Linked DNA regions of Homo sapiens: region 2 is linked to region 1. Evidence: chromatin loops called from intact Hi-C (ENCODE). Cell type or tissue: Caco-2. All regions are shown on one strand. Links, peaks and the distances in the headings refer to the core of each region. The heading gives the core; the rest is flanking DNA.

The links. A loop is a pair of places that touch in the nucleus more often than their neighbours do. Peaks named below come from ENCODE experiments on the same cell type or tissue, not always from the same donor. Only the 100,000 strongest peaks of a DNase experiment are listed, where the experiment ranks them.
Region 2: a loop joins it to region 1, with 4 times the contacts of the local background. A loop is called at or near these places in 14 of 110 quality-filtered maps.

What each region holds. Positions count from the first base shown.
Region 1 is chr1:233,027,757-233,039,853 of GRCh38, reverse strand. All of the region lies in intron 25 of PCNX2 (pecanex 2), which reads left to right. Among named protein-coding and RNA genes, the nearest start is that of NTPCR, 83 kb to the right of the region's middle. In Caco-2, for the core only: no CTCF peak of the experiment used is centred there; a DNase peak (open chromatin) is centred at 4,833.
Region 2 is chr1:233,157,295-233,169,391 of GRCh38, reverse strand. PCNX2 (pecanex 2) reads left to right here. Exons shown (of 34, transcript NM_014801.4): 18 at 8,029-8,121; 19 at 8,959-9,109. Among named protein-coding and RNA genes, the nearest start is that of PCNX2, 130 kb to the left of the region's middle. In Caco-2, for the core only: no CTCF peak of the experiment used is centred there; no DNase peak of the experiment used is centred there.

The DNA.
Region 1 (12,097 bases), core at 2,463-7,462:
TTCATCATGAATCTCTGAGGTCAGGGCCTTATCCTTAGTGTCAGGTATGTGACCACATGGTTGGCAATCAATACATGTTTTCTTGATAACAACACAATAAATAATAATTTGAAAACCAAAGCCAGTTTGTTTTCAATAGCCTTACAAAGTTTATGCATTGAGGTTTTTTTATTACTGCAGACGATGAAAAATTAACTAAGTCAGACTCTATTAGACTGTGAGCCTTTCAAAGCCTGGGGCTTCATGGCTTATTCATGTAACTCTCCCCAGTGCATTGACTGGCTCATGGTAGGATGCCCAGTAAATATTGGTTGGATTAGAAGGTAGACAGTTGCAAGTTTCTTGAACACCAATTACATGCCAGGTACCATATTAGTTTCTTTACTTATATTATCAAAATATTGCTTATAACAGCTCTATAAAGTAAGTAGGTGCTATTACCCGACTGTCGACATGAGAAATCTGAGTGAATGAATTTAAGTAAGGTGCCCATGGCCACACAGTCACCAGTGGTAGAGGAGCATGAACACCTAGATGTGACTGACCCCAAGGTCCACGGCCTATCCGTAGACTCCCTGCTTGAGAGGGAAGGAACAGAGGGAGGAAGGTGGGTTAAATAAGGAGAGAATATGAAAGAAAAAAAGTGATTAAACATTTTCAGAAAGTATTTTTGGTTCTTGAAGTTAAACAAATAAAAGTTGGTTTTACCAGAATTCATTCTTAAAGGCTATTATGGTAGCACCTTTGTAAGTCACTTCTAGCAGCTCAGCTGTTTGAATTATTGGCTGTCTTAGCAATTTTGCTTTCAATGTTCATTCTGCAAGACTTAATTAAAGTCATGAAACCTAGATGGCTCTTATAGAATGAACATTGAAAGCAAAAGGCACAATTATCAGGATGTAGCTACACATTACCACCAGGTCTGGAAAATATCAAAAAATAGGATTTATGTTTCTGTCTGTGTGAAATGTTATCAGCCATCTCATAGTTTGGCTAACACCCCATAATCACTGGCCTGTGGGGACATTTAAAAATATCTGTGTAACTGAATCTTATCTAAAGCAAATCCAACCCAAACCTTTATCATAGCTGGCTAATCCATGCAGAGCAATAGCTTTCCCACTAATCTTGGAGTTATCTAGAATTTTCTCTGCTCTGTGACAACATTCAGGTCATTAGCAAATGCCTAGTTCTTAGGTCTTACAAATTGAGTAATCTTTCAAATCCCTTGGTTCCAAACTTACCCATACAATAATGAGTTCTCCATTCAGAATCCCTGACCACGTATTTTTCTTCATTGCATATTGTGTGACCTGTTAATAGGAGAGACGAAGCCATGTTTGTCTAGATAGCAAGTCTGGGAAGAAAAAGGGCTTCTTGCTGAACGTGAACAGGATCTGCATATCTTAACATTCAGCACTCAAACAAAAATTCATGGGAGAAAAAGAAGGTAATACAACTGCAAATTAAATATTCTTTAATTAGAATATTTATTCTAAGGACTCTTCTGAGTAGAGTTGAGTGCATTAGTTTTCACATCTTTAAACGGGGCAGTAGTAGGGGGAAATCATATCACTCACAGCGATAACTATCATCTATTTAAACATTTCTTATTCTTATGCTTCTAAACTGCCCAATGTGAGTTACAATGTATACTTAGTGATTTGGTTAATTTCATTTTCTCCCATGAGCTGGTTGAAAATAAATAAATTCAGGAAACTTTGGCTTGTAATTTGTCAAGCCTCATTAGACAGTGTGTGATAAAAGAAGAATACTGATTTTAAATTCAAAAGACCAGACCCTTCCACAAGAATAGTCTCTTTTGAGAATCAGTGCCCTGGAAACTACATCTGCATAACCAGGTTGATGTGTACATCAAATGAGATACTCTGAAGCATTCCTTTTTAAATTGATAAGTGTCACATAAATACATAGTGTTGTGAAATAAAAATTCTGTGAAAAACCAATGCTGCTTCATTTAAAGGTATTATAACACATTTAAAATCTGGCTTGCCAGACAGGTCACAGAAAAAACTTTATTCCTGTGGGCAGATCTTAAAGAATGTGAGGCTCCTTGGGATGTAAAACTGTTGCAATATAAAATCTGTGCTAGGCTCACAAAATCAAACAAGTTATAAATTATCCGAACCTACTTTTGTCTTTTTTGTCTATTGCATACTGGGCCAATACACTTCTAGGTTCCCAGTATCACATTTAAAAGACACACAAGGCCAGGCATGGTGGTGCATGTCTGTAATCCCGGGAGGATTATATGAGGCCAGGTGTACAAGACCAGCCTGGGCAACATAGTGAAACCCCATCTCTAAAAAAGAAAGAAAGAAAGAAAGAAAATCAATCAGGTAGGTGTGGTTGTGCCTGCCTGAGGTCCCAGCTACTCCAGAGGCTGAGGTGGGAGAATGACTTTAACCCAGGAGTTTGAGTGACAGTGAGCTATGATTGCACCTGTGCACTCCACCTTGGGTGACAGAGGCAGACCCCGTCTCTACAAAACATAAAATAAAATAAAAAAGACACACAGGTCCAGTGTTGCTGAAGGACTGGAAACTGGAACTAGGGGAGAAGTTGCCACTAAGGTAATAAAGAACTGAACCCATTCCGTGGTTCAACAAGCCGATCCTATTCGTTGTTTTGGTTCTTCTCTGTGGCCTTAGTCATGTAACTATACTATTAGCACTCTGTTTCCCTGTCTTTAAGATTGGATTAATCTAAACTGGATTGATTACCAAGTGGATGTGTGACACTTAGGGAATAGGAAATGTCCAGGACAGCTTCTTAGTGATGGTAATGATGGCAGTAGTCATGGCTCCTACAGTGGAGAGTGTCTCCCAAAGAGAGAGACTCAGTCTTTCTGTGTCTGGCCCTGATGGTTTCAGGGAAGCTGAAACCTCCAGAAGGTGAGTCTTTGCTATCGCAGGGAAAGCCCTATTCATCAGAATCAGAATTAAACAGCAGTCGAGAGAAGGATTGTCCCTTAAATTCCTTTGTTGAGTAAATAAAATCATTTTTACCTCTCTCTAGGGGCTCATTTCTTAGAAATTCTAGTATTTAAAACTGGAGTAAGAAATTTTAAGTTTGCAACTATAATCCAATAGATAGAAAAATAAATCTTTTAAGACCTAGAAAATCTCTGCATGAATTTTATTTCTATTGTGCAATCTTAAAGAAAAAGGAGGCTCCTTGAAATATAATTTTTTTTTTTTTTTGAGATGGAGTCTTGCTCTGTTGCCCAGGCTGGAGTGCAGTGTTGCAATCTTGGCTCTCTGCACCCTCTGCCTCCTGGGTTCAAGCGATTCTCCTGCCTCAGCCTCCCAAATAGCTGGGACTACAGGTGTGCACCACCACACCTGGCTAATTTTTGTATTTTTAGTAGAGATGGGGTTTCACTATGTTGGCCAGGCTGGTCTTGAACTCCTGACCTCAGGTGATCCACCCCCTCGGCCTCCCAAAGTGCTGGGATTACAGGCATGAGCCACCATGCCCAGCCTGAAATATAAAATTCTTACAATTCTTTCTTTCCACAAATTAAATATAGTGAGGTCTAACAAATACAGAGATGTCCTCTAAGAGCAGGTGGCTGGGAATAGATGACCTGAATGTTCCTTCAAGCTTATGTTCTAGGATTCTGTCCCCGGAAAATGAGTGTGGGTAGAAAAGGAGCTGAGAAAGTTCCCCGCCATGACGTGGAAGCTGCAGGAGAAGTTTGTGGGGCAGGGAGGGAGGGTGGTGAGAATCCCACTGTGACCTTCTTGAAAATGACAATCATTCAAAAACTTTTTAAAGTCTTTTTTTGACATTATTTCATTTGGTCACAAAGCAGCCCTTGATGTAACCAGTTGGCAAGAGGCAATACAAATTTAGAATTCTAGCTTTAAGAAAAATGTTATGGGGGCCCTCCTCCTGTTAATATCTCTACCACTATACATGCAGGAGGATATCAGAAGGGGCTACCAAGGAAGCTCGCTGGGGCTGAGCCCTGTCTCACACATCTTGTGTTCCCAGCCTGTAATGCGCACTCTGGGCTGTGGAAGTAAACTGCTCAGAGCTCAGAAATGGCCATATCTGATGGTCTCCTTTTTGTAGCCCTGATCAATTCAGGAATAACCTTATGTGACCACAGAAGGAAATACATTTTCTAATAATCCAACATATGTATCCCAACGTTTGTGCCTATAAGTCCCATCTGCAGTTTGAAAAGCACAGGCTAAGCTCTATCTATGTCTAAGAATGTCCACTTTGTGAGTGAGAGCGTGATTGTGCTTTATGGGTGGGTGGTTTGAGCTTTGTCCCTTCTCTAACATCCCCCTTGGTCACCTCAGTGCTAGGTATATGCAGAACGCCAGCTCAGTGCCTGGCATGCTGCAATGGCTAATGAAGGCAATGATCCTTTTAAAACTCAGCTAAAATATATATTCAGCATAGTTTTAAACATTTACAATGTTTTAAATGTAATCATATTGATGAAATTTTGGATTTTTTTATGAATCCAGTTAGATTCCTTTTTGTAGAATCCAATTTGATTATTGGGAACAAAAACTGCGGTTTGTTTCTCAAAGTACTCATATCAGTTACTAGAAGGGAAATTGAAGGACCAAGAAGCCCAATCTTGAAAATGTGTTGTGCGTTTCGACTTTAATGGCAATGTTCTCAATGGAAGGTTATAAATCATCCCAACCTTTTCTTTCAGAGCAGCTTTTCTGTTGCAGGGGACCATGTTTAACGTCCCTTTGAAGTCCCATTATCTCCATGTTTCCTCTTATCTCTTGGTAAACAGCCTGTACCTTAGTTCTGGTCCCTATCACTTTGTCCCTGAAATGAGACTGTGGGTGGCTGGTTTCCCCATCGCTGGTCTGTTCCCCTTAATCCCAGAGGCTTCAGGGGAATTTTCTTAAGTACAGCTTTCCTCATGTTTCCCTGGGACTTGAAAATCTCTTTTGCCTGCCTGTTACCTACAGAATTAGGTTCAAATGTTTCCCGTTTGATCTAACTCTAGCTTTCCCTTCCACTCTCACACTCTTCATGGATCCTGTCCTCTGGCCCAGGCCTCCCAGCCAGGAAGGTACCTCTCATGAGGCCTTTTGGGATGCAAAAAAAGGGAATATTTTGGTTTGATTTTTGGTTGCTGGACCTTCTGTTCAGGCAACCATTCTTCGGTTTCCAACTTTCCCAAGAAAATGCCAACCCTGCCTCCATCTTGGCAGGTGTGTCTACCAGCCACACAAATTAGCTACAATCCTGTGCCTCTCAGAGAGAATATATTAAAATTCACTGCCACTCAATACTTAAGAATTGTCAAAACTAGATGAAGATAAATTGTCTTAGTTCAGACTGCTGCATCAACTATACCATAGACTGGGCGGCTTAGACAACAAACATTTATTTCTCACAGTTCTGGAGGCTGGGAAGCCCAAGATCAGGTGCCAGCAGATCTAGTGTCTGGTGAGGGCCCATTTCCTGGTCTGCAGACAGCCATCTTTCTGCAGTGTCCTCACATAACAGAGAGAGAGCAAGTTCTCTCATGTCTGTTCTCCTGAGGGCACTACTCTCATTCATGAGGGCCGCACCCTCATAACCCAATCACCTCCCAAAGGCCCCAACTTCTTGTTTCTTTGTTTGTTTGTTTTTGGGACGGATTCTCGCTCTGTCACCAGGCTGGAGGGCAGCGGCACGATCTCGGCTCATTGCAACCTCCGCCTCCCGGGTTCAAGCAATTCTCCTGCCTCAGCCCCCCAAGAAGCTGATACTACAGGTGCACGCCACCACGCCCGGCTAATTTTTGTATTTTTAGTAGAGATGGAGTTTCACCATGTTGGCCAGGATGGTCTCGATCTCTTGACCTCATGATCCACCTGCCTCAGCCTCCCAAAGTGCTGGGATTACAGGTGTGAGCCACTGCGCCCAGCCAGCCCCACCTTCTAATACCATCACCTTGGAGGATAGGGTTTCAATACATTAATTTGGGTGAGACACAAACATTCAGTCCATTGCAGAAATTATACATCTCAAAGATTTCCTGAAAGGTATCCAGTTCTCCCAGTCCTCAAGAGTTTCTAGAATCTACTCTTGGATGATGCAAGGCCTCTGGAGAGCCCCATATGTAAGGCTGACTTGTTTTGACTACCTATAGAAATACTTTTGCTTTATTGCACTTCAACCATATTCTAGCGTCCTGCACCGTGAAATATTAAAACAGCCCAGCAAACCTTGTGCTTGCACTTACTGTGCAATGTTATTAAGGATGTTGTTCACCATATTGCACAATGTTCTCTTTATGAGGATCCTGGGGATATCATCTCTCTGGTGTCTTTGCCAGAAATAGCTATGATCCTTCCAAGGAATTAGTTTGTTTTTGCCTTAAAGACACAAGAAACCATTTATGTTTTCTTTCTACATTGGCTTCTGGAAAGCCCGGAGTGAAATCTGTGGATCACTTTTAGTAAATGTACTGGGTATCCTAGAATGCAATTAGGACCCTTGACATTGTTTCTGTGTTCGTATTTTTCTTACCTCTCATTTGCACTTAAATTTCTTCATTTGCTTTCATACTATGTATACCTTTTAGATTAAGTTTATTCCTTCTTGAAATTAGGTGGGAATAAATAAGTCTGGCTGGGCTTGGCATTGGTAGGTGTGACAAAGGTGTGACAGTGCAAACACAGCCACAATTAAAGGTGCCAAGAGTCAGTTTCAATGGAAATACCAGACAGAGACAGCCTTGCCAGCTTGACATTCATCTCTGCCGGGGCTTCGAAAGGTCACACTGTGTGGGCGGGTTGACCTTCAGCATTTCCTTTGGAGGGAATATGCTTTGAACCTTCTGAGTCTTCCTGAGAATATGGGCCTTGATTTACATTTGGACAACGCAATTAGTGCATTTTCCAAAATTACTGGGTTTTATTATTTTCATATTCTTTTTTAATATGATCCTGAGTGTGACTCTTTCACTCCTAAGAGCAGATTACCCAAGACTCACCTGAACTAAGCTTTTCAACTGTTGGCAGCTACGATGTATCTGTCAAGTCTAAGCCATCCTTCATGGCAAACTGTTTCCTCAACTGCCCTTTCACCAGTTTAGAGATACCCGTGTGTTCCTCATAGTCTACTGTGCTATTTCACTCAGATGGTCAGAAATTCAAATTCGCCATCTTCTCACATACACAGACACACACATGTGCATGGATACACAGATCACAGACTCACACACATACTCATGCAATCAGCCCTCCCAGTTTAATGAAAAGGGAAAAAAAAAAAAGCCCTGGCTTTCAGCTCAATGTGATAAATGGTAGAACTGGATAGAAGAATAAGGAAGGGGAAAATTGGAATGAAACTCACATTTTTGAGGTCTGCTGTTTAACCAGTTTTGCTAATTTCTTCAAGTGAAAATCCTTCTTTATGCTTTTTCTTTGTGTGATATATTTCTGAAAACTGTCGGCTGGGTGCGGTGGCTCACACCTGTAATCCCAGCACTTTGGGAGGCCGAGGTGGGTGGATCACCTGAGATTGGGAGTTTGAGACCAGCATGACCAACAGGGAGAAACCCCTGTCTCTACTAAAAATACAAAATTAGCCAGGTGTGGTGGCGCGTGCCTGCAATCCCAGCTACTTGGGAGGCTGAGGCAGGAAAATCGCTTGAACCCGGGAGGCGGAGGTTGTGGTAAGCCAAGATCGCGCCATTGCACTCCAGCCTGGGCAACAAGAGTGAAACTCTATCTCAAAAAAAAGAAAGAAAGAAAGAAAGAAAGAAAACTGTCTTATTTCCTCCATTGGAAGAGAATTTCTTCCTAAATTATATTATTAATGTACAGCAAGCCAGTGTTAATGTGTCACTGTGGCAGGCTGAGACCCCACCCCCACTGGAGCCTAGGGTTTGCAATCCAAGGGTCCCAGTGTGCAGAGCAGTCAGGTTATGGTGGTCATTACTCTCTGGATGCCTCACTGTTTATAGTCCAGTATGCATTTCTATACATCTTCACCAGAGGGAAGAAAAGTTGTATATTGGAGAATGAGTTAAGAGACCCTTGAAATGTTTAAAAAAAAAAAAAAAAAAGAATGCTTTCAGCCAAGAGCCAAAGCAAGGAGGTCTGGCAGAAAGACAAATGGAATCCGAAGATTTGGGATCAGGCTTTAACTGTCTCCCTTTTTATGAATGCAGCCGGCTGGGCTTTTCCCCTTCCTGACCTGGACTCCTATTTCATAGACTGTTATCCTAATAGCTCTGAATGTGCATTACGATTTGAAGGTTGTAGTTTTCAATCTCTGGCATATTATGGTCATCTCACTCCTGGGTTCTATATAGAGGCTTGGTCTAAACATAGCCTTTCTTTATCTGCCACCATATGTAAGGTAATACAATATACTGCTATGGAGTTCCTCAATTGGTGCCTGTTCAGACAGAGATCTGGATAAGAACTGTTTTATTTGTCCATTCAATCAATGCATCAACAACTTTGTTAGTGCCTACTAATTACCAGACACTGTGAATAATGATATGAGATCCCAGAAAAAGTGAATAATGAATAGGGGTGGGAGTGGGTGAAGCGAAATGTTTTGTGTTTTAATTAAGGCTCCAAAGACATGTAGAAAGATTCAAAGACATTCTTTTGGCCATGAGTGAATAACCAGTACTGAAATATTCTTACTATCATAAACAATTATAAAACTGAAAAATTACATTAATCAATACTTTTCAGATATTGGACAACAGGCAGTGCAGGGCCCTTATCATTGAGAGAAAGGAAATACACAAAATGAGCTTCATTACTGCCTCCACTTTCTGCCCAGAGGTGCTTTCTTGTTTACAGTATAGGAAGGTGGAGCCCAAACAAAGTACTGTGGTCTTATTGAACTAGGGGGATAGAATCCGAGTCCTGGGCTGCTGAAGTATGTGGACTTTGTAGGTCAGAGTACCAGACAGGAGTGAATTGCAAAGAGGAGCTGCAGAAATCTGCATGGAGATCCCCTTTCGTGATTAGATGGATACTAACCTGCTCTTGCATAGGCATAGCCTGACAGAGAATGGTAACTGGAATGACATGATATAAATAAAGACTATGTAGGCTACGCAGTGCTGAGAAATGTAGAAGCTCCAAATAGCCAGTGAGGAGACCTTGCTGAACATCTTGGGAATTTAGTTGAGACCCCCAAAAGACCAGGCTTTAGGAGTAGAGATATTATCCCCCTGGAATATGGACTACTCTGGACCTTCCCAGCCAAAGATTTAAAACAAGCTTTAAAAGGATCAAGCTGACAACCTGATGGGCAGATAAATTAACTTCCTGACAGAACATGGCTCTTTTAAAAAGGAAGACAAAAAGTCCACACTGCCAGGACTATAATATCAATGATATCTAGCATATAACAAGAGTTTCTAGATATGCAGAGAAGCAGAAAAAAGTGACTCTTAACCAGAAAAATGAAACTATAAATACAAACACACTCAAAGATTTTATAGTTAATAGAAAAAAGTTTCCACCAGGTAATACTATGTTTAGGATTTCAAAGGAAAAATGATCATAATGAATGAACATATGGAGAATATTAATAGAGAGGAAAAGTACACCAAAAACTTAAAATTCTAGAACTGAAAAAAATACAATGTCTGAAATGAAAATTCAGTGAGTGGGCTTAACAACAACAACAACAGAAAAGATCCATGAACTCAAGGCTGTAGAGACTATCCAGTCTGATGCAAATAATGAAAAGACTAAAGAAAACTTACAGAGACCCAATGTCTTGTGAAACAATATCAAGTATTTTAACATATGTGTAATTCAAGTCCTAAATGGAGAAGTGTGAAATAGGGGTGGAAAAGCAACTGAAGACATATTATCCAGATTTTTTTTAACTGATGAAAAATATCGATCCACAGATCCCAGGCCCTCAACACATCCCAAGCAAGACAAACACAAAGAAAACCAAACCTAAATGTGTAATAATCAAATTTCTGAAAATTAAAGGTAAAGAAAAATTATAAGCACATGTGAGATTTGTAATCGTCATCTTACCAAGAGCATGAGAGAGTTTAAAAACACATTTGCATTATATAGAGAGAACCAACAGTGTGAATTATCTCTGACTTATCAAAAGAAATCATACAAGCCAGAAAACAATGGAATAATATTTTTAAGTGCATAAAGAAAAATCAAAAACAAAAACTATCAACTCATAATTCTACATCTAGGAAAAATATTCTTCAAGAATAAAGTCAAAATTAAGATATATTTTCAGATTAAAAAAGCTAAGATAATCACCAACTGACCTGCACTATAAGAAACTTTAAAAGGCATTCTTCAGGCTAAAAAACAATATTAGATGAAAAATCGACTCTACACAAAAGAATGAAGATTGTGAGAAATGGCAAATATGTGAGCAAAGATTTTTTTCTTTTTAAAATCTTTTAGAATTGATTGTTTAAGCAAAAAATTATAAGAATGTATATTTGGGTTTAAATTACATATTGAAGTAAAACGTTTGACAACAATAATACAAATAACATGAGAGGATAAATATTCCATTGTAATGTCTTATATCATTGGAGGACTCATATGAAATTGATTCATAGTAGATTGTGATAAGATAAAGCACACAGATTATAACCCTTAGAGAAACTGAAAAAATAAAAGAGGTATGGCTAAAAAGCTGATTGAGAATAAAAAATAAAATACCAAAAGTTGCTCAATTAAAAAATAATGACTGGGCCAGGCACGGTGGCTCACACCTGTAACCCCAGCACTTTGGGAGGCCAAGGTGGGTGGATCACAAGGTCAGGAGTTCAAGACCAGCCTGGCCAATATGGTGAAACCCCATCTCTACTAAAAATATGAAAAATTAGCGGGACCTGGTGGCAGGCACCTGTAATCCCAGCTACTCAGGAGGCTGAGGCAGGAGAATGGCTTGAACCCGGGAAGCAGAGGTTGCAGTGAGCTGAGATCACACCATTGCACTCCAGCATGGGCGACAGAGTGAGACTCCATCTCAAAAAAAAAAAAAAAAAGGACTGGAAAGAATACAAATTTAAAAAGTTGGATAAATAAAAACAAATAGGAAAATAGTAGACTTTCACCCAGTCCTATAAATAACCACATTACATGTAAATGGATTAATCACTATAATTAAAAATTGGAGATCATCAGACTAGATAAAAAAGCAAGTCCTAACTACATGCTGTTTACAAGAGATGTTTTAACTATAAAGATCTGGAGAGTCTTAGGAACCCTCACACCTATTTGTTTTGTGCTATTTAAAAATAAAAAGATAGAAAGTTGCATTCCTTACAAACACTAATTATAGGAAACCTGGATTAGCTTTATTAATATCAGACTTCAAGATGAGGTGTATCACCACACTAAAGAAGTATATTTCATAATAATCAAAGAGTTAATTCATCAAGAAGACATAACAGTCCTAAATGTGCATACACCTGATAACAGAACTATAAGAAGCAAAAACTGACTGAATTAAAAGTAAAAACAGAAAAATCTACAATTATAGTTGAACACATTAACACTATAGCTTCAATAAGTGATAGAAAATTCACACAAAAATATTAGTATCTAGCATATTTGAATGATACTGTCAACCATTTTAAACTAATTGACATTTACAGAACACTTCATGTAGCAACAGCAGAATACAGATGTTTTCAAGAGCATTTGAAACAGTCACCGAAATACACCATGTGCTAAGCCATCAAATAGCTCTCAATAAATTTCAAGAGACTGAAATAATAAGTGTTCATTCTCCAGTAACACTGGAATTAAACTCGAAACTTACAAAAATGTACATCATAAAAATTCCCAAATATTTGGAAAATAAGCAACACACTTCTAAACTCAGGAGTCAAGAAAGGAATAACTAAGTTAATCACAAAATAACTGAACTGAATGAAAACAAAACGCAGCATATAAAAAATGTGTGGGATGCAACTAAAGCAATGCATAGAGAGAAATGTGCAGCTGTAAAAGTTTATATTAGCAAAGAAGAAAGGTTTAAAATCGAGATGTAAGCCAGCGTTTGGCAAACTAGGGTTCATGAGCTTAGAATGGCTTTTACATTTTTAAAAGGAAGAGGGGAAGGG
Region 2 (12,097 bases), core at 4,092-9,091, 130 kb before region 1:
TACAGGCGTGAGCCACCGCGCCCGGCCCTGTGTCACATTTTAAAACAGTAAAATAAATTTTCAAAAAATATATTAAATAAAATCAAATATTTATCCAAAATATACAGAGAAAATGATTTTTCAGACTTAGGATCCATAAAATAAATAACACACACACAATACCCCGAGTTAGATTTAAGAACATAAAAATTTTAAACTTCTGTATGTAAAAAAAGGTGGAAAAATTTAAATAATTTGATACAGTACTTGTGGCAAACTTAGGAAAGTTAAATATCTTTCTAATACCAACAACCCTTATAATTTGATTTTTAAAACCCTATAGGCAAATTATATGTGTATCATTTGTATATAATTGTACACAAATATGTATATATCTGAGCTCCAAAATGAAGCCATTTGAAATTTTATATAAAATTTAGGAACAAATTAAGTAAATGTATGAAATAATTACCATTATTATGAATTTAAAAATGCAAATTAAAATGAGGTGGCATTTTTTTTGTACACATCATTAGCACTGGAAAAATTAGTGATGGTGCCAATTGTGTCAAGATGAAATCTCTTAGACATCATTTGTGTTTATGTAAATTATTATAATCATCTGGAAAAGCATAATTTATCAAGGATTGTGAAATGCTTACAACCTATGATAGAGTAAATGTATTTGCTAGAGTTTTTCTAGGAAATTAATTCAAAATATGAAAAAAAATTAGTATATAAAGATAATGATTTCAGCATAATTCATCATGGTAAACAATGGAAGGCAACCTAATAGTAGCAGTCAAGGGATGTTTGCACTATGAGTCGTTCAATTTCATTCACTAAATTAATGTTTTGAGTGATCACTATGGCATTGTATGTGTATGATATCACAAGATGGAAAATTATTTAACCACTAAATGATATTAGTGAGCCTATACAATTATATATATATAGCTTACAAAAGAAAATACTGTGGAAAAGGTAGAAAATTATTTGCACACTAAGATTAGATACTTATAAAATATGCATAGAAATATTCATATACATAATGATTATAGCTAGAGCCTGGTTTAACATCAACAGGAAAAATACTGGCTCAGAAAACACAAAAATACTAATACTGTTAATGTCAGGCTATAATGATTGTGAATGATTTTCCCCTCTCTTCTCTATGTTCTAGGGTGCTGCAATATTATTGTGTTATTCTATAATGGGAAACTTAATGAATAATAAAAATTACAAAGACCTAAATTTGCTTTTTGCTTCCATCTTGCAGTATATTCCCTTTCACACTCATTTTTGTAATATCTAACACAGTAGAATTCACTATTAAGACATAGGACATTTATTAAAAGGAAACAGATACTTAAACTCTTGTTTTTTAGATAAGTAATTTAACAGAGTCACAGATTTTTTTAACCTTCAAACGTGAAGGAAGAGGGCAGTACCAGTAAATTCTCTTTTTATATTACAAAACTAAGATCAAAATAAAATATACCTACCTGAAAAAACCTACATATATTTATATCTTATAGAAGGTGGAAAGGTATATACATTTAAATGAGCAAAAAGTTATTTAACAAGAAAACCAACCAAAGTTACAAACTTTTTAGAGCTTATTAAAGGCTGCTTTCACAGGACACAGTAGCAAGCTCTGAAGTTCAGGTGTTTTACAAGATTCCTTTTAAAGATATTTTTATTTTTTAAAGAGATTTTATTGTGTATATTTAAAGTATATAACACAATGTCATGAGGTACCTATAGATAGTAAAATGGTTACTATAGTGAAGTAAGTTAACATATCCATCATCTCGCATAGTTACCCATTTTTATTTGTTTTTGTGGCAAAAGCAGCTAAAATCTACTTATTTTGCAGGAATCCCAAATATAGTACAGTTTTATTAATTATAGTTCTCATGTACATTAGATCGCTGGAGTTGTTTATCCTACATATCTGCTACTTTATAATTTCTAACACACATATCCCCATCTCTACCTCCCCCATGCCCATGTTAACTACTGTTTTATTCTCTATCTCTGTATGTTTGACTCTCTCTCTCTCTCTCTCTCTCTTTAGATTCTACATAAAAGTGAAATCACGCAGTATTTGTCTTTCTGTGTCTGGGTTATTTCGCTTAGCAAAATGTGCTCCAGGTTCATCCATGTTGTGGCAAATGGCAGGATGTCTCTTTTCATAAAGGCTGAAAAATATTCCATTTACATTTATATTAGAATTTCTTTATCCATTATTTATCTGTTGACAGACACTCAGGTTGTTTCCACATCTTGGCTATTGTGAACAGTGCTGCAATACACGTGGTAGCACAAATGTCTTTATGGCATGGTGATTTCATTTCCTTTGGGTATATGCCTAGAAGAGAGGTTGCTGGGGCACGTGGTAGTTCTGTTTTTAGTATCTTTTTTTTTAAATATAGAGATGGGTTCCCATTATGTTGCCCAGGCTGGTCTTGAACTTGCAGCCTCAAGCAATCTTGCCACCTCGGCCTCCCAAAGTGCTGGAATTACAGGCGGGAACCAACACACCTGGCCTATTTTTAAATTTCTTTAGAACTTCCATATTATTTTCATAATGGGTTGCACCTATCTACATTCCCACCAAAAAAAAATATATTATTTTCCAGGATAAAATTTTTGGAGCAGAATAATATCTGCTTTTTGGTGGCTTTGGGGAAAAACAACTGTTTCCTTTTGATTTTGCTGATGGTATTTTCAGCAATATTAGGAGAGCAGTCTAGTTTCATTAACTAGCATCAAGAGTAAAAAGCTCAGTAATTACCATTTGCCATCTGTATATCTCCTTCAGTGAAGCGTCTGTTCAGAACTTTTTATCATGTGCAGCTGGGGATGTAGGAGGGTGTTGTTTGTTTATAGGTAAATGTCCTTTGTTGAATGTGGGTTTTATGAGTAGTAATTTTTTTTTCCCTAGTCTTTGGCTTGCCTTTTTGTAAGTGTCTTTCGAAGAGCAAAAGTTTTACATTTTTGTGATGTCCAATTTATTTAATTTTTTCTTTTATAGTTCCAACTTTTAGTGCTCCATTTAAGAAATCTTTGCCAAATCCAGGATCATTAAGATTTCCTCTTATGGTTGCTTTGAGCAGTTTGATGGTTTGTTAGGTTCATGATGTTGAGTTAATTACTGTATGTGCAGCAAAGTATCAAGATGTTTTTGTTATTGTTTAATTTAATTTATTTATTTATTTATTTATTTTTATAGTTGGCTATTCCATTGTTCCAGCACCTTTCATAGAAAAGATTATCCTTTTCTTCATTTAGGGGATTTGTCATTTCACCATTGCACTTTTGTCGAAAATCAATTGGTCATATATCTGTTGTGGCCTATTTCTGGACACTTTATTCTTTTCCATTGATCTAGATGTGTATTTGCACCAATACCATCAATACCATAGTTACTGTGCTTTGTAATAAACCTTGAAACCAGGTATTGTATGTCCTCCAACTTTTTATTTTTCAAAGTCGTTTTAGCTATTCTAGGGTCTATTGCATTTCCATGTACATTTTTAAATTAGCATGTTCGTTTCTAAAAAAAATTCTGCTAGAATTTTCATTACAATTTCATTGAATTTATCAATCAGTTTTGTGAGAATTGACTTATTAACAATACTGAATCTTCAAATCCAGGAATGCAGTATATCTCCCCATTTATTTATTTAGTTTATCTGTTTAGTTTCTCTCATTTCTTTACTGATGTTAGGTGGTTTCCGTCTTGCACACTTTTTTTCTCAAATTTATCCCTAAATATACTTTTAGTGCTATTATAAATAGTACTTTAAATTAAGTACATGAAAATATGTTCATCATTAGTCATTGGAAAAGGCAAATTAAAACCACAATTAGATACCACTCCATTAAGGTTTCTCAACCTCAGCACTGTTGACATTTTGAGCCTCAGAATATTTCCCTGGTTGCAGGGAAGTGGAGGTTGGGGGTGCTGTCTTGTGCATTGTAGGATGTTTGGCTGCATCCCTGGTCTCTAGCCACCAAATGGCAGTATTATTTCTTCCCTTCCTCAAATTGTAAAAACCAAAATGTCTCCAGATACTGCAAAATGTGCCCTAGGAGGCATATATTCACTAGCATGGTTAAAATTTTAAAAACTATTGACAAGACTATGGAGCAACTGGAACTCACACATGCTGCTGTTGAGAATGTAAAATAGTTACAACTACTTTGAAAACAGCTTGGCAGTTTCTTTTTTTAATTTTGCTTTTAATTGACAATAATTGTACACATTTATGGGGGTACACTGTGATGTTTTCATACATGTATGCATTCTGCAATGATGAAATTATGGTATTTAAAATATCACCTCACTTATTTATCATTTCTTTGTGGTAAGAATATTGAGAATCCTCTCTTCTAGTTATTTTGAAATACACATTATGATATTGTTACTATTGTCTTCCTACTATCCTGTAGAACACCAGAATTTATTCTTTCTAACTATAATTTTGTATTCATTGAACAATCTCTCCTCCCCCTTCCTTCTCCCCTCCCCAGCCTCTACAAACCACTATTCCACTCTGTACTTCTATGAGATTGGCTTTTTTAGATTCTACAAATAAGTGAACTCAGTGGTATTTGTCTTTCTGTGCCTGTCTTATTTCACTTAACATAATGTCTTCCAGGTTCATCCATGTTGCTGCTGCAAAATGACAGGATTACATTCTTTTTTATGGCTGAATAGTATTCCATGGGGGTGTGTTTGTGTATATCACATTTTCTATATATTTTCTATATATGATATATATTTCATATATATCATATGCAAAAATGGTATCATATATAAAATGTGATTATATATATTATATATTTATTGGTTTATGGCCACTTAGATTGATTTCATATCTTGGCTATTGTGAATAATGCTGTATTAAGCCTGGGAGTGCAGATATCTCTTCAACATACTGATTTTATTTACTTCGAAAAACACACAGTAGTGGAATTGCTGGATCATATGGTAGTTCCGTTTTCAATTTTTTGAGGAAACTCCCCATACTGCTTTCTATAATGGCTGTAGCAATCAAGATACATTTCCACCAACAGTCTGTAAGGTTCCTTTTCTTTCACATCCATACCAGCATTTGTTGATAATAACCATTCTAATTGGGATGAGATGGTATATCATTGTGGTTTTGATTTGCATTTTCCTGATGATTAGTGACGTTGCACATTTTAAAATATTTTTTGGCCGTTTGTATGTCTTCTTTTGAGAAATTTCTATTCACGTCCTTTGCCCAGTTTTTAATTGGATTATGGCAGTTTCTTAAAAAGTTAAGACTAAACCTACTACATAACCCAGCCATTCTTCTAGGTATTTACACAAGAGAAAAGAAATAACATGTCCAGGGAAATGTTCATGAATATTTGTTGCAGCTTTATTTAGCTGCAAATAGCCAAAAACTGGGAACAAATTCAAACATCTACCCACAGGTGAACAGATAAACACATTGTGGTATATCCATACAGAGGAATACTACTCAGCAATGAAAAGGAATGAACTGTTGACACAGACGACACCATGGATGAATCTCAGAATAAGTACACTGAGTGAAAGAAGCCAGACCATACATATTTTATGAATCTATGTATATAACATTCTAGAAAATGAAAACAAGAGGCTGAGGCAGAAGGATCACTAAAGACAGAAAGTCAAGGCTATAGTGAGGAAAGGGATAGATTAGGAAGAAGCAAAAGAGGAAACATTGGGGTGTAATGGATGTGCTAGTTATCATAATTCTGGTTATGGTTTTATGGGGATATATATAGTCCCATAATTTATATATATCCCCATAAAACCATAACCAGAATTATATATATGTTATATAATTTATACATGTAAAATATACATATAAACTTGTTAAGTTGTATACTTTTACTTTTTTGAGACAGAGTCTCGCTCTGTCACCCAGGCTGGAGTGCAGTGGTGTGATCTCGGCTCACTGCAACCTCAGCCTCCTGGGTTCTGCGATTCTCCTGCCTCAGCCTCCCGAGTAGCTGGGACCACAGGTGTGAGCCACCACAACCGGCTAATTTTTGTATTTTAGTAGAGACAGAGGTTTCATCATGTTTGGCCAGGCTGGTCTTGAGCTCCTGACCTCAAGTGATCCACCTGTCTTGGCCTCCTAAAGTGCTGGGATTACAGGTGTGAGCCACAGCGCCCGGCCTAAGTTGTGCACTTTAAATATATGTGGCTTTTTGGTACCAATTTTATCTCAATAACTATTTAGAAATTATAATATAGGAAAGAAATGGGTGGAGAGAACATTTTAATAAATAGAGAAAGGCTGTGTAATGGTCTGTATTTACACGGGATACTCATGACACTGATAGAAATCACAGTGGAATTCCCATATATCATCCAACTGTGAAAAAAAGGTTAATAATAATTCGAGCTCATTCCTGCTTCTGCTTTAAGAAACTTAGAAATGCAGCCTTCCTTCCTCCCCACTCCAGCAGTCATACTGGTGGCCGACTGTTTTCCTTTTAGACAAAGATGATTAGTCAGTTAAACATAACACATGATTTTAAATTAGAATATTCGGGAAAATGTTTATCTTCTTTCAGATAAACATTCAGTAATTTTTAAATGACATAAAACCATGTTAATGAAAAATAGGAGAGAAAAATTAACATCTCCCCACAGCCAAAAGATGCAGTGAATTACAGAATGTTCCTCTAGAAAGGTCTGGTCTTTCTTAAACATTTGGAATGATAGGAAGCAATATATGGCCTGTTGCTAAAGTAAATTTTTGGTGAATTTCTCTGATCACAAGCATTTCATAGATTCAGAATTAAATTCCTATGGTTATCACTGCCCCAAAATCAGACACCATTAATTACTATGAATAAATCTAGGGTCCCGACTTTTTCACTGTTTCTTTTTATCACTTTGGATGATAATACGGTCAGCAAGCCAGGAAGGAGCATGACTTGCAAGAAACCCCACATTTTAATTTAAAAAACAGTGATTTAAAAGGCATAAATCCCTTCGATATGAGAAAGGGAGGTATAAATGTATTGAAGATTTCAGACTTTTCAGGTAACAGTGTGATACCTTCAAATGATCAATAATTGTGTAATATAACTAATCCACCTCTACAGAGAGAAAAGAAGTGATGGTTCCTCCTGTTTGCTTTAGATTGTTCAGCCAGCAATATTGTGCTCCATTGGAGCTAACAGGCCATTCTCCATCTATCTGCATTCACAGCATTCTCAGGCTGAACTTTGCTTTGTTTTCCCTAGCCACTGCTTACACTACAGTTTTGTATGAAAAAGTATTAGTGAGTTACTGAACATTTCATTGTCTGCATGTAATGTGTGTACCTCTTGCATATATCTATGTATATATATAAATATAAACATACATGTATATATAAATATATGTATATATAAATATATATATATATAAAAAATAATTTTGAAGTGGTTTCTTTAATTCACCAGTGATCTGACTGGTAAATTAAAATGCAAAATCTGGTCTAGTCCAAAGCAATAAGAAACGTATAAGAGGTTTCTGTTTGTTTTAGCCAGGTTTTTGGAATGTTAAAATCCAAGACACCCTAAAGCCACATAGAGATGATTAGCACTTTGACCTCCTTTATCAGACCTTATCTAAGTCCCTTTGGGGAGCTCTCTGGGAATCTCATATCTGATCTGTGTTTGTGGAAACACAGATCAGATACAAGAACCTTACAAGAACCTCATGCCTCTTACTTGTGTAGAAAACCTTTCTTCTTTCTATGGTTAGCACCCAGACACTAACCTTGCAGTGTGTGATTCCTCTCCCCCACCACTCTCCCCCAGCCCACCTTAGTCTTCCTGAAATTCCCTAAGCAGAAGCTAATGAACAGCCCATCCAGTATGTGCCAATGAGTGTGTCAGGTAAGTGATGGGCTGGAAAAACAGTTTATCTTGGGTCAATGTCCTGCTGCTTGATTTACCTGGTTACACAGAGTTGCTGAGAGAAATGAAGAGTCGCCTTTACCGCTGGTTTTCTCTTTCCAGACGGATGTCTTAAAATGGGATCTCATCGTCTGCGCAGTGGTTGCTGTCCTCTCATTTGCAGTCAGCGCCAGCACTGTATTCCTGTCATTGCGAGTATGTATCCACCAACTTTGTACTCTTCCTGCCCCCTTATTCTCCTTAATAACAAAGCTGTCATGGAGCTACAGGGTATTGACAAGACACGTGAGCCAGAGAAAGAAAACAAAATGCCCGCTGAGAGGCTTAGGGAATGAATCCATGTACTGTGAACAGTTATGTCCAAGATGTGACTTGGTCCACATCACAGATAGGGTTCGATTGCTTTATCCTTACCCTTTCCTGCATCTGGGGAGCTGTTTTGTTTGCAAGAATGATGGCACATCTTGTGGAATCCACTGTGAGGACAGTTAATAGTCATATGGTGGGCTAACAGTGCTCTACTATGAATAGAGAAAAGAGGAGTCACCGTATCGGGGTGAGGCAGAGGTCACAGAGCCAAAAGGACTATGGGAAAAGGATTTTCAGTTAGAAAAACAAAGTGGGGAGCTCCAGATGGGATTCCTGGCTGTGGTCCTTCCAGACAGTTGCTTTCTCTATACAAAAATATTGTCCATCCATGAACTCCCCTTTTCATGAGGAAATGTCTGTGAGCTGCATGGGTTATTCTTCACCTCCTCATTGGAAAATTTTAAAAATGTATTCCAAGGGGCATAATTCTGTTGGCCTCTGTATTCCATAGGCTAGTTCTCCCTCACCCTCATAGTGGTTTCCAACACATGAACCAATTTCATGGTATAGAGAAGACATTTTCAGAGGCCTGAAACAAGAACTGAGTCTGGCTATCCGTTAAGAGGAAAAAGTGGAAGGACAGTGATGTTATGTATTATTCATGGGCATCCCTCTCCCCATCCTCTAGGCTAAGTAATGAGATTCTGCCCATTTTTATCGCAGCCATTTCTCAGCATCGTGCTGTTTGCCTTGGCTGGAGCCGTGGGGTTTGTAACACATTACGTGCTCCCTCAGCTCCGCAAGCATCATCCCTGGATGTGGATTTCACACCCCATTCTCAAAAACAAAGAGTATCATCAACGGGAAGTGAGAGGTTAGTAATATATCCCTCATTTAAAAAAAAAAAAAAGGAGGGGTAGGTATACATTAAACCGGAGAGCATGTGCAACAGTCTGAATGTACTTAATGCCACAGAACTGTACACTTGAAAATGGCAGATGGTACATTATGTGTATTTTACCACAATAAAAAAGAAAAAAGGAGAACGTGTACCTTAGAGTATATGGTATTTGTTCCCAGATATTCTAGCCAACCATAACAAGAAAGTTAAAGCCAGGTGAATCAGAAGAATGTTTTTTAAAAATATTAATTGGCTATTGGTATTGTGGAAAAATTATATCATTCACAGTTGAAGATTATGCTGTTCCCACAAAAACTGACTGGGGCCTAAGAAGAGCATCCCTTGACCATGCTCCCATCCTTCATGAAATGATGGGGATGGAGAAGGGCCTGACCAATAACTTTACACACTCCTGAACACTTGCATTTTCTTTAGCTTGCTTTGTTCATCTAGGCCTACACCTGTATCTACACGTGGTTGACTTGGCAATTTCCATGGGTGTCTCTGGCCATGATCATGTAATAGCCTGGTAATCACAACCATTTCACAGCCTTAGAGAAGAAATAGATTTCTTCTAGATAAGAAGTCTTCTAGAAATTTTTCTGCTAGATCTTTCCTTGCTCTGTAATTCCCTGTTCTGTGCTTGAATGGATGGAAGAAGACTGATTTATCCACAGTTTTAGACCCATCAAAGTTATTGCTCATAGATTATAACTGCTGTCTAATGCTGCTGATTCTGCACAGAGCTGTTTAGCCTATTGTAACTTCTCAGTTGTTAGCGAGTTATCTAATTGTCTATATGTCCAAGCATAAAGATAAGTGAGGGGCACCAAGGTTTGTGGACTTAAAGTACTGAACTCAGCCAAATTTGTCACCAGCAACTTCAGTAGACTGGTGTGACAAAAGGAAAAGGGGGAAAATAATTTTTAAAATAAATATGCAAGAGTCACTGAAGATGCTGTCCAGAATAGAGAGTGCTTCCATAAGGAACATCTCTGGGTGGGCACAAGGAGCCGCCTTAGTTAGAAACAGCCCAAGTAGAAAAACTGGCTTGTTCAGTGGAGAAAGATGGCCTCGTCGGGCTGCTGGGGTTTAGAAGTGCAGGGAGGGTAACTCAGACTTCTCTCCCCTTGGAGACTTACTCTTCCCACCTACAGAATCAGGAGCCAGCATAAAGATGGAGCTGCATAGTTTTAAACGTTCTGTACAATTCCGTGTACTACTGAAATGCAAATTATTATCAGTATTAGAAAAACTGAAAGAAGATAGACTCACAGAAGGTTCCATCTATAATGGTTTGTATATTTTAGTCCACTTGTAGAGGAAAGTCCCTACCCCAACAGGTGACTGCTTCTGGATACATAGAGGACCCTGATGAAAAAGACCAGTTTCTATAGAACTTCTGCAGCCTTCAGGTTATATTTCCCTTTCATTCAAAAACCTCTAGAAAGACTAAGTGTTGGTGAAATTAGTGGAGTGTTTTGGGGTTTGTTATTTTGACATTATTGTTAAGTTAGTTGATGAAGATTTGAAGTAAGAAGCTTTAACTGCATATCTATATCTATATTTATATCTGTACCTGTACCTGTACCAATACCTTTACCTATACATTTCCTTATATTTTTACTTTTGTCTATATCTATACCTTTACCTGTTTGTAACCTACACATTTGCCTATACCCATACCAATACTTACTTCTATACCTTTACCTTTACTTCTATATAACTTTATCTTTACCTATACCTGTACCTGTATCTATACCTTTACCTTTATCTATACCTATACCTTTATTTGTATCTATAACTTTCCCTGTACCAATGACTATACCTATACTTTTACCTTTACCTGTACCTATACCTGTGCCTTTCCCTATACCTATTCTTAAACTATGCCTATGCCCCTGTTAAATGTACATATTTAAATACCTTGGGGTGTGCAAAGAGAACCTGTGAAGCTGAAGGAAAGGAAAATGAGACAGATTAGACTTGGGCTTCCCTTAGTGTGTGGCAGTTCAGAGTGTAGAATTCAACAGTGAAAGATAGGAGTGGGCCATTAACAACTCGGTTTCTGGTTTTTTTGTTTTGTTTTGTTTTGTTTTTCTCTCCTGCATCTAAGACAGCCCCATTTAAATTAAAATCATTTAGCTATTTCAAGCCTACATGGCTCTTTTTAGTACAAGATTCAAGAACAAGTAAAGTGAGTGTGTTTGTGTTTCTGACTTCCCCTCTCGGAGGATGAGTGAGTGGGTGGCACAGAGTCCTTTTGTATCCCATAGAAGTAGGCTGGGAGGGGTCCACACTTGCTTACACAGTGTCAGGCAGAGGCTCTGTGCAAGTTTCTCACCTACCTACACTAGCTATTTATAAGCAGCCTGAAATCTAGCCGGGAGTCACAGGTTAGACAAATTAGGCACATGACGAAAAACAGATTCCATTTCAAAATTAGGTGTATTAGAAGGAAAACCCACAGACACAAAATTTAAAGATGATTTAAGCCCAGTTACCCATTCTGGTGCCATCTGTGTCCTGAATTTCCTTGCCTCTTCTTCCTGGACTTCTGCCTCTTAGGTTTTGACTCTTCATTTTTTTTCCACCAGCATCAAAACATGTACAGGTAACTCAGGCCAGGCACACAGCTTTTCATGTGAAAGTGATGCTCACATATTCTTTCTCATAGGAGCACAGAATATTGTCACTGGGAAAGAAGGCAGGGCAGAGCAGGACTAGCTAGTGTGTAGCCCACTGCTGGGACACAGTGGTTCCAGGGCAGACATCACTAACCAAGAACAGAGTCCTAGAACTGGGCTGGTGGCAGACATTTCTAATCAACTGGAACAGTAAGATAAGGCATATGTGCTGCCCCTGTCTTAGAGTTTATTATATAATCCTATCCCACCATTTTACATAGATGGAAACTGAAGCCTAGGGACAGAAACATAACTTGGGTCCCACTGATTTTGT